Regions from separate parts of the Homo sapiens genome. Here region 1 is linked to region 2. The links are chromatin contacts, found by Hi-C or POLR2A ChIA-PET in ENCODE. All regions are on one chromosome and are shown on one strand. Each heading gives the region's core, a stretch centred on a gene start or an enhancer-like site at or near the end of the contact. The rest is flanking DNA. Distances are from core to core; before and after follow the strand shown. Region 1 holds the start of SEMA3A (semaphorin 3A). Region 2 overlaps SEMA3A (semaphorin 3A).

Evidence for each region. Hi-C counts contacts between places; a loop is a spot of excess contacts on that map. ChIA-PET counts read pairs that join two places held with the same protein, here RNA polymerase II (POLR2A). Pooled maps may share reads with other maps.
Region 1: a loop to region 2 is called in a map of heart left ventricle, with 2.7 times the contacts of the local background. The contact joins the promoter of SEMA3A here to the enhancer-like site in region 2. A Hi-C loop is called at or near these places in 4 of 168 maps with a recorded cell type or tissue (IMR-90, heart left ventricle and naive thymus-derived CD4-positive, alpha-beta T cell), 1 of 37 single-sample maps with no recorded cell type and 7 of 50 pooled maps. POLR2A ChIA-PET finds 5 or more read pairs at or near these places in 2 of 52 experiments (GM12878 and activated T-cell).

The regions. Positions count from the first base shown.
Region 1 is chr7:84,191,157-84,196,482 of GRCh38, forward strand. SEMA3A (semaphorin 3A) reads right to left here and starts at 3,633. Exons shown (of 17, transcript NM_006080.3): 1 at 3,319-3,633. The coding sequence starts at 3,430. RefSeq lists an enhancer at 3,747-4,554.
Region 2 is chr7:84,089,684-84,095,408 of GRCh38, forward strand. All of the region lies in intron 4 of SEMA3A (semaphorin 3A), which reads right to left. Among named protein-coding and RNA genes, the nearest start is that of SEMA3A, 100 kb to the right of the region's middle. RefSeq lists an enhancer at 1,484-1,984. Within about 2 kb of position 2,713, at least 3 of the 41 ENCODE cell types and tissues checked have a DNase peak (open chromatin) inside an H3K27ac peak, as active enhancers do.

The DNA.
Region 1 (5,326 bases), core at 2,383-4,882, 100 kb after region 2:
TGTCACACATATACATATGAGAATTTTTATTTAATTGATAACCTCATTCTTATAATAATACCTTGACTCTGAAAAAAAAAAAAAACAACTTTAGAAAATAGAAAAAAGAAAGCTTTCAGAAGGCCTACCACTTTTTAAAGTGCTATTTACTAAGTCCTTCCTATGAAGTTAAGGTTAAAATCATTGATTTAACCTTTGGATTCACAGGATCACCATCACATTGAGACTTGCATGTGTCTTTGATTTCTACCAAAACTGAAGCACATAGTGTCCTGGAATAGCCCCTTACATTGGATGATGGAATATTTGTCATTTGTTTAAAACCCAAACCCTAATTATTTTCTTGTGATTCATGCAGGTTTTTCTGAAGACTTCATTGTATCACATATCCCAAATGGAAGATTATATGATTTTCCTGTATTTCATGAGAAAAGTGAAATTTGACTAGTTTTGTAGAAGAAATAAACATTTATGCATGGACCACTTTTTAAAAGAAGGATTTTACCATTTAGCTATATTACATATATTTAAAGAAGACAAAAGTATTTCTGAGTAAATGTTTCTTAAGGATAATTTCTATGTAACTGCTGAGATTTACAGAGTTCTCACATTTTCTTCCCCCATAAGGATTCTAAATCAAATTGGTTCAGAGGAAAAGCCAGCATACCCCATTTTTCTAATATTATCACTTCTCCAGATGGTCCTGAACACATCTATTCAATTCCTTTTTCCTAGAAAGTAAAGAGGTATCTTATTAGATATGTACACCCGCTACAAAGGCCACTTTCCTGTTTTTACTTCTTTTTAACATGTCAAGTCTCTTTCATCTCCTACCAGGCAAAAATGATAAGTAGAAAGTAAGCACAGTGATTGCCAGAAACTTCATCTTGGCAACCTGAGCAATGAGAGAGTTAATGGTGGATCTTTGAAAACAAGTGACCATGGGAAATTAAGGTTGGCAGGGATTTAACTCTTCATGAATCATGCTGGAATATTTTTAAGGGCAATGCAGTGGATGTTTTAACTGTGTTTGACATCTAATTAAGGAGAAACAAGAAGTAGCTTTAAAAAAATCTCTATTGTACTTTAGAAACAAAGTACTGGCAATTGGCTACCACATACTTGCTTTGGCCAAACAAACGTACATGTAGAGACAAAAAGGTAATGACAGATTAATAAAATAACAGAAAAAAATTTCCTCAGGCCATTCCTTTTATTCTTCTTCCTGTTGTTCATTTCACAGTTTATTTTACCAAATTATTAAGCTCTAGGTGTATCAATGGGATTGTTATGTAGCTGTAAAGCAGTTTTTTACTTAAAGGAAAGCAGAATAATTCTAATGGATGCCATCACTAAAACAAGGCTTATAAAGACAATATCAAATATATACACCTTGCTAATATATACTGCTTGCTTCATCAGATAGGTTTAAGGCATATGTGTACAACAAAGGATATTCAAATTAAATGTAATATTTTTAATGTACAGAAAGAACAAGTGCCTCCTCTATCATGGAGAGTAACCTATTATCATGGAAATAAAATTCTTGCAAAATAAAAAAGTTTAATTCCCTATTTTTATTTTATTTTAAAATGAATTTAGCACTTAGATATATTCAAGCCTAGCAGATTTTTAAAATATATATCATGATTTTAAACTTGTTAAACTAAAAGTATTACAAATAGCCAGTCACATCTTTGAGAACTAAAGTTGCATGTAAAACTTATAGGGAACATAAACTTGGATAAAGTGGACCATCAACTTAGACTTATTTGATGTCACCTTGTCAAGGAGTGAAAACAGAAAGCAAAACTGATAAAAACACAGACACCATAATATCATATACTATGGAAATAATTTAAAGACAGTTACTAAATTAATTAAATAACGCTACATGATTTTTTAAAACTTACATAAGTACAATTGCACTTCTGTTTGTTGATGTTTAAGTCTCTATTCCCAACTTGATACTCAGGAAAACATTACACCAAAAAGTAAATAGATATTCTAATTCAATGCATTTCATTTAACGAGCACTAAGTCCAAAGAAACACATTACTAGGTGTTTAATTTTCTAATTCAAAGTGTGAAAATTACATCTCTCTTCTGATTTGAGATCCTCATTCACACTAGGGCATTCAGAAAAAGATGTTCCCCATCATATGAGAATTAAAGAATATGTTTTGTGGCATAAGAGCAAGGTACAGTAGACAGACATCTCTACAAATACCTTCAATAATTTTTATTTTAACTTATAGGCTAAAAAATAAGCTTAATTAGAGCTTCTCACTGCTCCACCCCCAATTTTAGAAATCTGAGAATCATAAGAAATCAACACCTTAGGGAGTAAAACTACTTGAGTTAAAACAGTTTAATCTTCAACTCCATTTTAATAATACCTGAGTTATAGAAAGATTTACTGCCACTAAATGTATGTATATCATTTTGGGCTCTACTTTAGCATTACTTTACACATCATCTATCTATAAGACCTATCTAAGCAAATGTGGAACAAACATAAAAAATCCTCAATAAAAATAAGCACATACATTAAATTGTAACCAAATAAAGCACTAGTGATAAAGCTCTTTTTTCTCTCTTTAATTTATACTTTTCAAAAGAGAAGTTTACACAACTACCTATGCAAGCAGACAGTAATGTGTCTGCAGTTCTCACTGAAGTACATATAGAATTAAATAACATAATATTTCAAAGACTTTAGCTTTACACAATTAGCCAAATACAGTCTTTTGTACAATCATAAGGCACTGTGGAAAAACTAGTCTGTTCCATCCAGTTTATGTTCTCTTGGCAAACCATGATCTACTGCTTATGTTAAGCATCTGATTGTCAGATTTGAACAAACTGAATATTCATGATGACGATTAACCATTTCATGTCTAAAACTAAGAAAATGCAATTCATCATAGTAATTATAGGTAAGGCATGCACATCTACAAAGAGACCATTTTTGCATTTCTATTTTTAAGAAAATATTTTAATAGAATTAAAGTCGGAAAAATTAACAGGCATAAGATAGGATAATAAGATATACAGATCAGCGTGTACCAGGCATACAGCTCTTTTCAGCAAATGTGATTAAATGTTCTTTGTTTGCATTTAAGTTGTCATATATCAAACAGAAGACATGCTTTTTACAAAAAGCGTTTAAAGCATCTCAGAAAGATACACATAATCACGTCGGTTTACCAGGTTAAACTAAAGGTTTGATGATTTGGGGTTGGGAGGGAGTTCAAGGAATTAAGGGGGGGGGCGGTTATTACAAAGCTAACCAAATAAAAGAAAAATAAGATTTACCTTTGTAGGATAATTTCAGCCTTGGCACATTGTTCTTCCCATTCTGATAGTTTGCTCTTGCTGTAAGTAATACTCCCCAGAAAAGACAGACAATCCTAGTTAACCAGCCCATGCTGCAGACGCTGTAGGTCCCTTTGCTGCTTTAGTCTTCCTTCCTGTATTGTGCGGCCAGAGAAGTTCAAACAATCTGGAAACTGGAGGTAACAGGTGATTTAGGTCAGTTTCATTCATAAATGCAGACAATCAAGACCTCATGGCAACACTAACACCTCTTCTTCTGTAACAGTCACTGAAGCACAGAAACTTCAAACCCTCCAAAAAGAAAAAAAAAAAAAAAAATTCCGAGCCAGGCACCGGATAATGAGGCACAACTGTTGTGTGGAAAGAAAAAAAAAAAAAATTAACAAGGTCTGCTGCAGTGGTGCTTAAGAAGCAGTTCCTTTTATCTAAGCTCCTCTGATAGCCGGTGGCAGTCTCTAATCCTGCTCCCTGCTTCATTCGGCTCCGGGGAAGCAGAATGAAAGGGAAACAGAGAGAGAGAGAGAGAGAAAGAGAGAGAGAGAGAGAGAGAGAGAGAGAAACCGTGAGCAGCGCGGACTTTTCCTGTACGCATGTAGAGGGAGATGACACAAGATCCCACAGACAGGTTTCCCCAACACTCACTAGACTGGCTGACAATGGGAGAACAGGCGAGCTCAACCTACTCCCCTTCCCTCCTGTCACACAACACATGCAAAAAACATCTCGTAGAGATTAGAGCCGGGAGCAGAACCCTCAGGCGTGCCTGTGAAAGGCATGTAGCTATAAATTTACTTCCCAAGGCAAGCGTTGTTTTATAGCCATTTTTGGGTGCAATTTTGATTTTAAAAATCTGAATTCTGCTACCTACAAAATTTACAATTCATGCTCATTATACAATCCTGCTGAACTTGTGCATTGTATGTGTGCGTGTGTGTGTGTGTGTGTGTGTGTGTGTCTATATATCCTCATCAATACAACTTTAACCACTGAAGGTTTTAAAGCCTTGTTAGAGATCATTCCCTCCTCCCAACAAACCCCCTGGGCTCAACCACCCCCTTCCTCTGTCCCACTGCAATTTCAGGGAAGAAATTCCTACTAAAGCCCATTCCAACAATCAGTTCAAGACAAATATAGGTCCTTTGAGAATTATAAATTACAACGGGGGATTCTCAAAAGGATACTCAGAATTTAAAAACGTCTATGGTTTTCCAGCTTCTGGAATGCTCTGGCTAACATTTTCAATGCATCACATCTCATTAATTAAAGACACTTCCCTAGTTTTGGTTTAAAGGGCAGCGGAAGATGACAAAGTTCACAAAAGTCCCTGCTGAGTGTCAAGGAGTAACATGAAAAGAATATCTCTGTGTCTTCATGAGCTGCTGAAGGGTTACTAAATTTTCTGTGGGACGTATAGGCATGTATTCAGGCAGTCATATGAACACCATTAGTTCCTTCTGAAACAAGTAGTTGGCTGTGGCCTCTCAATTTTCTCTCTTATTTTTCATTCAGTTTTCCTCAAAGCTGATATTTTTACAAGAATCTTTAGGGGATGTATAAAAAAGTTAACAGGACAGAACTTTCTCTCCTTTATTCCCCAAATGATTCTGCCCTACCCCCTCCTACCACCACTCCCCACCCCCCACCTCCAGAACAGCACTTGGAATCCAGAGACTCAACTTCAATAGTAGGGAAACTTCTTGGCTGAAGGGAGAGAGTGAGTCTCACAATTAAAAACATAAACACCTACTGAAAGTGGCTTAGTATTCTTAAGAAAATGATCTAAGCATTGTCACTACAGCTTTCATTACTTAATGTCCACAGACCAATAGAGAAAGCACAGCGCTCGCTCGCTCTGCTTTCTCTCTCTCTCTCTCTCTCTCTCTCTCTGTCTCTCCCTCTCTGCCGTTGGATGTGTGGCTTGTGTGAATGTAGGTGGAGAAGGAGGAAGAGGAGGATTTAAAGAGGGGGAGAATGGGGAAAAGGGAGT
Region 2 (5,725 bases), core at 1,463-3,962:
TTGATTGCTTTTTATAATTATACAATTCTAAAGGATTTTTATTTATATACACATTTGGTAAATATATGTATACAGATATACAACTTATAGACATGTACTGTGTATCACTTTATATACCTAGATTTATTATTAACTGAAAAGGAGCCTTTTGTACTATCAGACTAAATTTTAAAGGTTATGAACTGTGCTAAAGATGCAATATTGATTTGTAAACTTGATACATTTAATAACTATATAGAGACTAAAGTAGGACATTTATAAAATTCATTCTTAGAAAAATATATTTTAAAATACTATTATTATATGATGGATGATTTGAAGTTAGATCTATTTTGTTATAGAAAATAAATTTGAAAAATTATGCTCATGAAAATTTTAAAGATTTTGAAGTTTAATCCCATATATTCTCTGAGTAACAAAATAAGACAAAATATTATACAAGATAGTTTTCATTTTTTATGTTGCAGTGGAGGAGTAATTTTATGCAGTCCCCAGATTTAAAGTTTGATTTGGAAAGAAGTTGGTAAGAACTTTTAAGTAAAACTATGTGGGTTTAGGTACTAGGTAAGTGAGTTTTAATATTACATAGGAAAAATCAGCATGTGTATTTAATAAAAAGATGATAAATTTTCATTCAGAGAACTAATGACTGCTAGATACACTCCCTCCTTTCTGTTTCTAAAACTTCTTTATGTATTGATCCTAAAATAATGGACAGGCAATACAATGTTTGCAGACGATTTGTCTAAAACTGTGCAAGAATAGCCTACTACATGGGAATAGCATGTTCTCTCTGCAAGGAGGAAAGAGTCAACCTAAATGCAAAAAAAACAAAACACAAGACCCACGTTGAACAAATAATGCAAACAAGCATTAAAGCTTATGTGTGGAAGAAATGAAAATAAATAAAAGGGGAACCAAATGTATGCTTTTAACTAAGCAATTTTCTTTCTTTAAAAAACAAGAATATTATTTAATATTGATAATTTTAAAGTCATAATGATGTTGACACTGGTATCTATATTTATTTATTGAAATTAATAAATATTATCAAATATGTAAAATATTCCAGATACTACACTGTAGAAAATTGTGTAGGTTGGCCGGGCGTGGTGGCTCACGCCTGTAATCCTAGCACTTTGAGAGGCCGAGGCAGGTGGATCTCTTGAGGCCAGGGGTTCAAGACCAGCCTAGCCAACATGGTGAAATTCCATCTCTGCTAAAAATACAAAAATTAGCTGGGCGTGGTGGCTCATGCTTGTAATCCCAACTACTCAGGAGGCTGAGGCCAGAGAATCACTTGAACCCGGGAGACAGAGTTTGCAGTGAGCTGAGATCACGAGATCATGCCATTGCACTGTAGCCTGGGGAACAGAGTGAGACTCCAACTCAAAATGAAAGAAAGAAGGAAAGAAAGAGAAAGAAAGAAAGAAAGAAAAAGAAAGAAAGAAAGAAGGAAGGAAGGAAGGAAGGAAGGAAGGAAGGAAAGAAAGAAAGAAAGAAAGAAAGAAAGAAAGAAAGAAAGAAAGAAAAGAAAAGAAAGAAAAGAAAGAAGGAAGGAAGGAAAGAACGAAGGAAAGAGAAAAAGAAAGAAAAGAAAGAAAGAAAGAAAAAGAAAAAGAAAGGAAGGAAGGAAGGAAGAGAGAGAGAGAAAGAGGAGGGAAGGAAGGAAGAAAGGAAGAAAGGAAGGAAGGAAGGAAATTGTGTAGGTTAATATAAAGAATATTCTTTTACACAAAATATTTTATATTTCACATCTAACATAAAGAGTAAATGCCAAACTAAAATAGCACACACCTTATCAGGGCATGCTGGGTTAAGAATGTGGGTGGAGATTTAGAATGATAAATATTTACTGTCACAACCAGAAGCTATTCAGCCGAGTGCTTTACTAGGTTATCTACATTTGATCACAGTATTCCTTTGAGGTAAAACAATATAATTAAACTTCAGTCTAACACTGTGGATAATCCAAAGTGGTTTCTAAAAATTCAGTCAGGGTTAGAGAAAACTGTTTTAATTTGGCTCCAATTTTTAGAGACTATCTTCATGCTTTTCTCAAGATGAATATCCAGAAACTTAATGATGTATTAATAACCGTGAGTGAAGAGTTTAAATAGAGCCAGTTTGATGATAATGTTCTTTTTCTAACCTGCAAAGCACAGAATTCTGAGATGCTTTATTTAGAATCTAAATCAGTAAGTTATGAACAAATGAAATTCCATAATATTAAAATGTTATATTTTTTCCTAACAGATATGCAGGTTGTATTTTTATATAAGTCTACACACTACACTAAATTCTGAATTCTAGGCAGAGTACCCTAAGAATACTCTATCAGTATCAGAGTATCAGAATACTCTTGAGTATTAATGAATTAATGTTATACATGTGCCAAATGAATACGTGCTGTTCACATATATTTTTTAAAAGGCATTTTTTTAAATGCTCCCTCTAAATCTTCTCAACCTTTGAAATACCTGATTGTTAAGCAGGTTGTGTCATCTCCTGCCAATTGAAATCTTGATGGAGGAAGATACAAAGCAATTTTTTTACCCAAATAAAATTTACCATTATCCTCAGAGAGCTTTAATTTGAAACTCAAACAGTGGAGCATAGTTTTCTTGTAGTGCCACTTTCAGTGATTATCTTTTGAATGTCCGTGTGTACATACGAATGCCTTTGTTTCTACTTGTCTCCTTTGCACTCTCACTTTAAAACTCCCACTTCCTTCCTGTGCGGGGAAGAAAACTGCCGCTGAACATCACAACACTTTTCATATTTATTGCTTCCTGTGTGTCAGTTTCCAGGAATAAAATGTAAACTTTAACATAAACATGCTACTTTTTTTCAATGTGATAAATGAGTGAAAAGATCTCCACAAAATTTTTGTGTCATACCTAATTCAGAATATCGAAGTTTGCAGACAAAGAATTTCTATTCTATTTTAAGCAAAGGGCATGAAATAAAAGTTAACAGATACTATTATCTAGCAAATTCCAGTATTAGCCAGATTGGTTTTACCAAAATAGATCTTGAGGTATATTTCTTATTTCCTCCTTCCCTCCATGCCTCCTTCTTCCCTCCTTTAATTGTGGATGTGCATAACCTCCAACTATTTCTTTGCTAACTTACTACATAAGGACTGTAACAGAAAATAACTTTTACTTGCACTTCTGTGTAAATGTTATTATGAAGATTCATTTAAATTTATTTTCTGTTAGGTCATATGTATACAAGGGATAAGACAATTGTGTAATACCAACCAAAAAAAAATCAAATGTGTTAAAATTACAGGATAATATTTGTTAATCAATATAGATTATTCCTGACATATATTTGATATATGTCAAATATAGAAAATGACTCGTATTGAAATATGGAGATACTACGTTTTATTTTTGAGAGACTCCTTTGGTGTTATTTAAGAATTCAAACTGGCTGGGGACATTTATTTCATGTTCTAATTCTAATTTGCACCATGTAACTTTTTGCACAAGATAAACACAAAAATAACTAACACTTGAGAGATGAACAAATGGTCTTCAACAGTTCAGAGTGTTTATGTGATGTGACTCCTACATGCAGATATATATCCTACTTCAGACAAAGTCTCTAAGTACCATTACAGCACTTACCACAATATGTGTATTTATTTACTCATCTGACTTTTTGCTGTGTTGCCATGAGAACATACATAATGGTAGACTACAATACAAGTCAGTGGAACTTGTTCTGAAGAAGTAATGCATGAATTGAGATCAGAAGGATGAGATGGATTTATTAAAGCAAATATCCAAGAGAAGATCTATCAACGCAACAAAAGCAATAAATGCAATGTCCTAGGAGAAGAGAGATGAGGAATGAAAAGGAACTGAAAGAACAAGACATACAATGTAGTATATATATACATTATAAAATACTATGCAGCCATAAAAAGGAATGAGGTCATGTTCTTTGCAGGGACATGACTGGAGCTGAAAGCCATAATCCTCAGCAAACTAACACAGGAACAGAAAACCAGACACTGCATGTTCTCATTTATAAGTGGGAGTTGAACAATGAGAATACATGGACGCAGGGAGGGGAACAACACCCATTTGTGCCTCTGGGGAGTTGGAAGGAGAGCATCAGGAAAAATAGCGAAGGCATGCTGGGCTTAATACTTAGGTGATAAGTGCAGCAAACCACCATGGCACATGTTTACCATGTAACAAACCTGCACATGCATCCTAGAACTTAAAAAAAAAAAAAAAGAAAGGATGCCAAGGTGGGAGGCACCAGGAACCAAAGGCCAATTTCTACAATTGCTAGGAAAAAAGGTAGGCAAAGGAATGTCTGTACACAAAGGCTACCAGGCTACCATTTGCCTTTTTTGAAGTTTGTTCTGGCTTTGATGTGGAAGTCTGACTGGATAGGGTAAGTCAGGCCAGAGAGGGGAGAGGTGGAGAGAGTGGGATGTCAATTAAGATTGTTATTTCACGAAAAGGAACCATATGCCTTGGTGACGTTTACACTTCTGGTCTGCTGCCCAGGAGAAAAGTCCACTTAGTTCATTACATACAGGCACCATCTTTGAGGCAAACGTCCTTCTTTCTATATTTTTAAATTACTTTCTCCCTACATCTAAGATCTTAAGTTTTTGCCTTTTTTTTTTTCCCATGTTATACTTGCACTGATCTTAAACAGGCTCTGCTTTCCTGAACTTAAAGTACGTATATTTTCAATAGCGTTCTTTTTATGTTATTATTTTAAAGAAATTAAGGCCAATTCAAGGTTAAGGCTCCGCTGGCATTATTATATCTACTTGTATTCTAGAGCATTCATATGCATATAACGATGGGTGTTCTTATGAAAGAATGTCACATATGTGCATGTCATCTGCTAGATATAAGATTGGGAACTGCAGCTATGGCATTCAAAATCTTAGAAAATACTATGTTACGTGATAGTGGAATCTATGTTTCTAACATCATAATATGACACCGATTCTAAAATAAAAAAAACCCACCACCGCTAACAACTAAAACACACTTTGCAACACAAAAACTCACAAACCTGAAAGTACATCAAATTTATTAATTGCCCGTTGAAATATTTTTGCTTTGAGTATTTGCTGTAGTTGAGAGATGGACAATGCCCAGGTAAATACATCTGTATATAGAACTGATCCACTTCAAAGCAATCACCTTTCCCACAGCAGACATTTGTTTCCTTAAGTGGAAAACTGATAGAAGTCTACATTTACAGATATATATCCAAGCAGTCTAACATTAATTATATTGTTTATATAACACCTTCATAGTTTTGTCTAAGATATTGTCACCCACCATGAGTAAACATACACACTTACACACACACACACACAAAATATATACTGTATATAGGTAATTTATTTATAATTTATATAAATAAATATACTGTGGATCTCTCTATATATTGCATTATATATATTGCATATTATATATTGTATATATATTGCACATATCTCTCTATATATTGCTATATATAGCATTATATGTATAAAATGCAATTATATATTACATTATATATAAATATATGTTTATATATTATTATATACCATTATTATGTAGCATATATATGGCATTATATGTATATAATGCATTTATATATGGCATTATATATATTATATATATTTTATATTTTTTATATACATATATATATATATATATATATATATATATTCCCATTGAAAACATTTGTA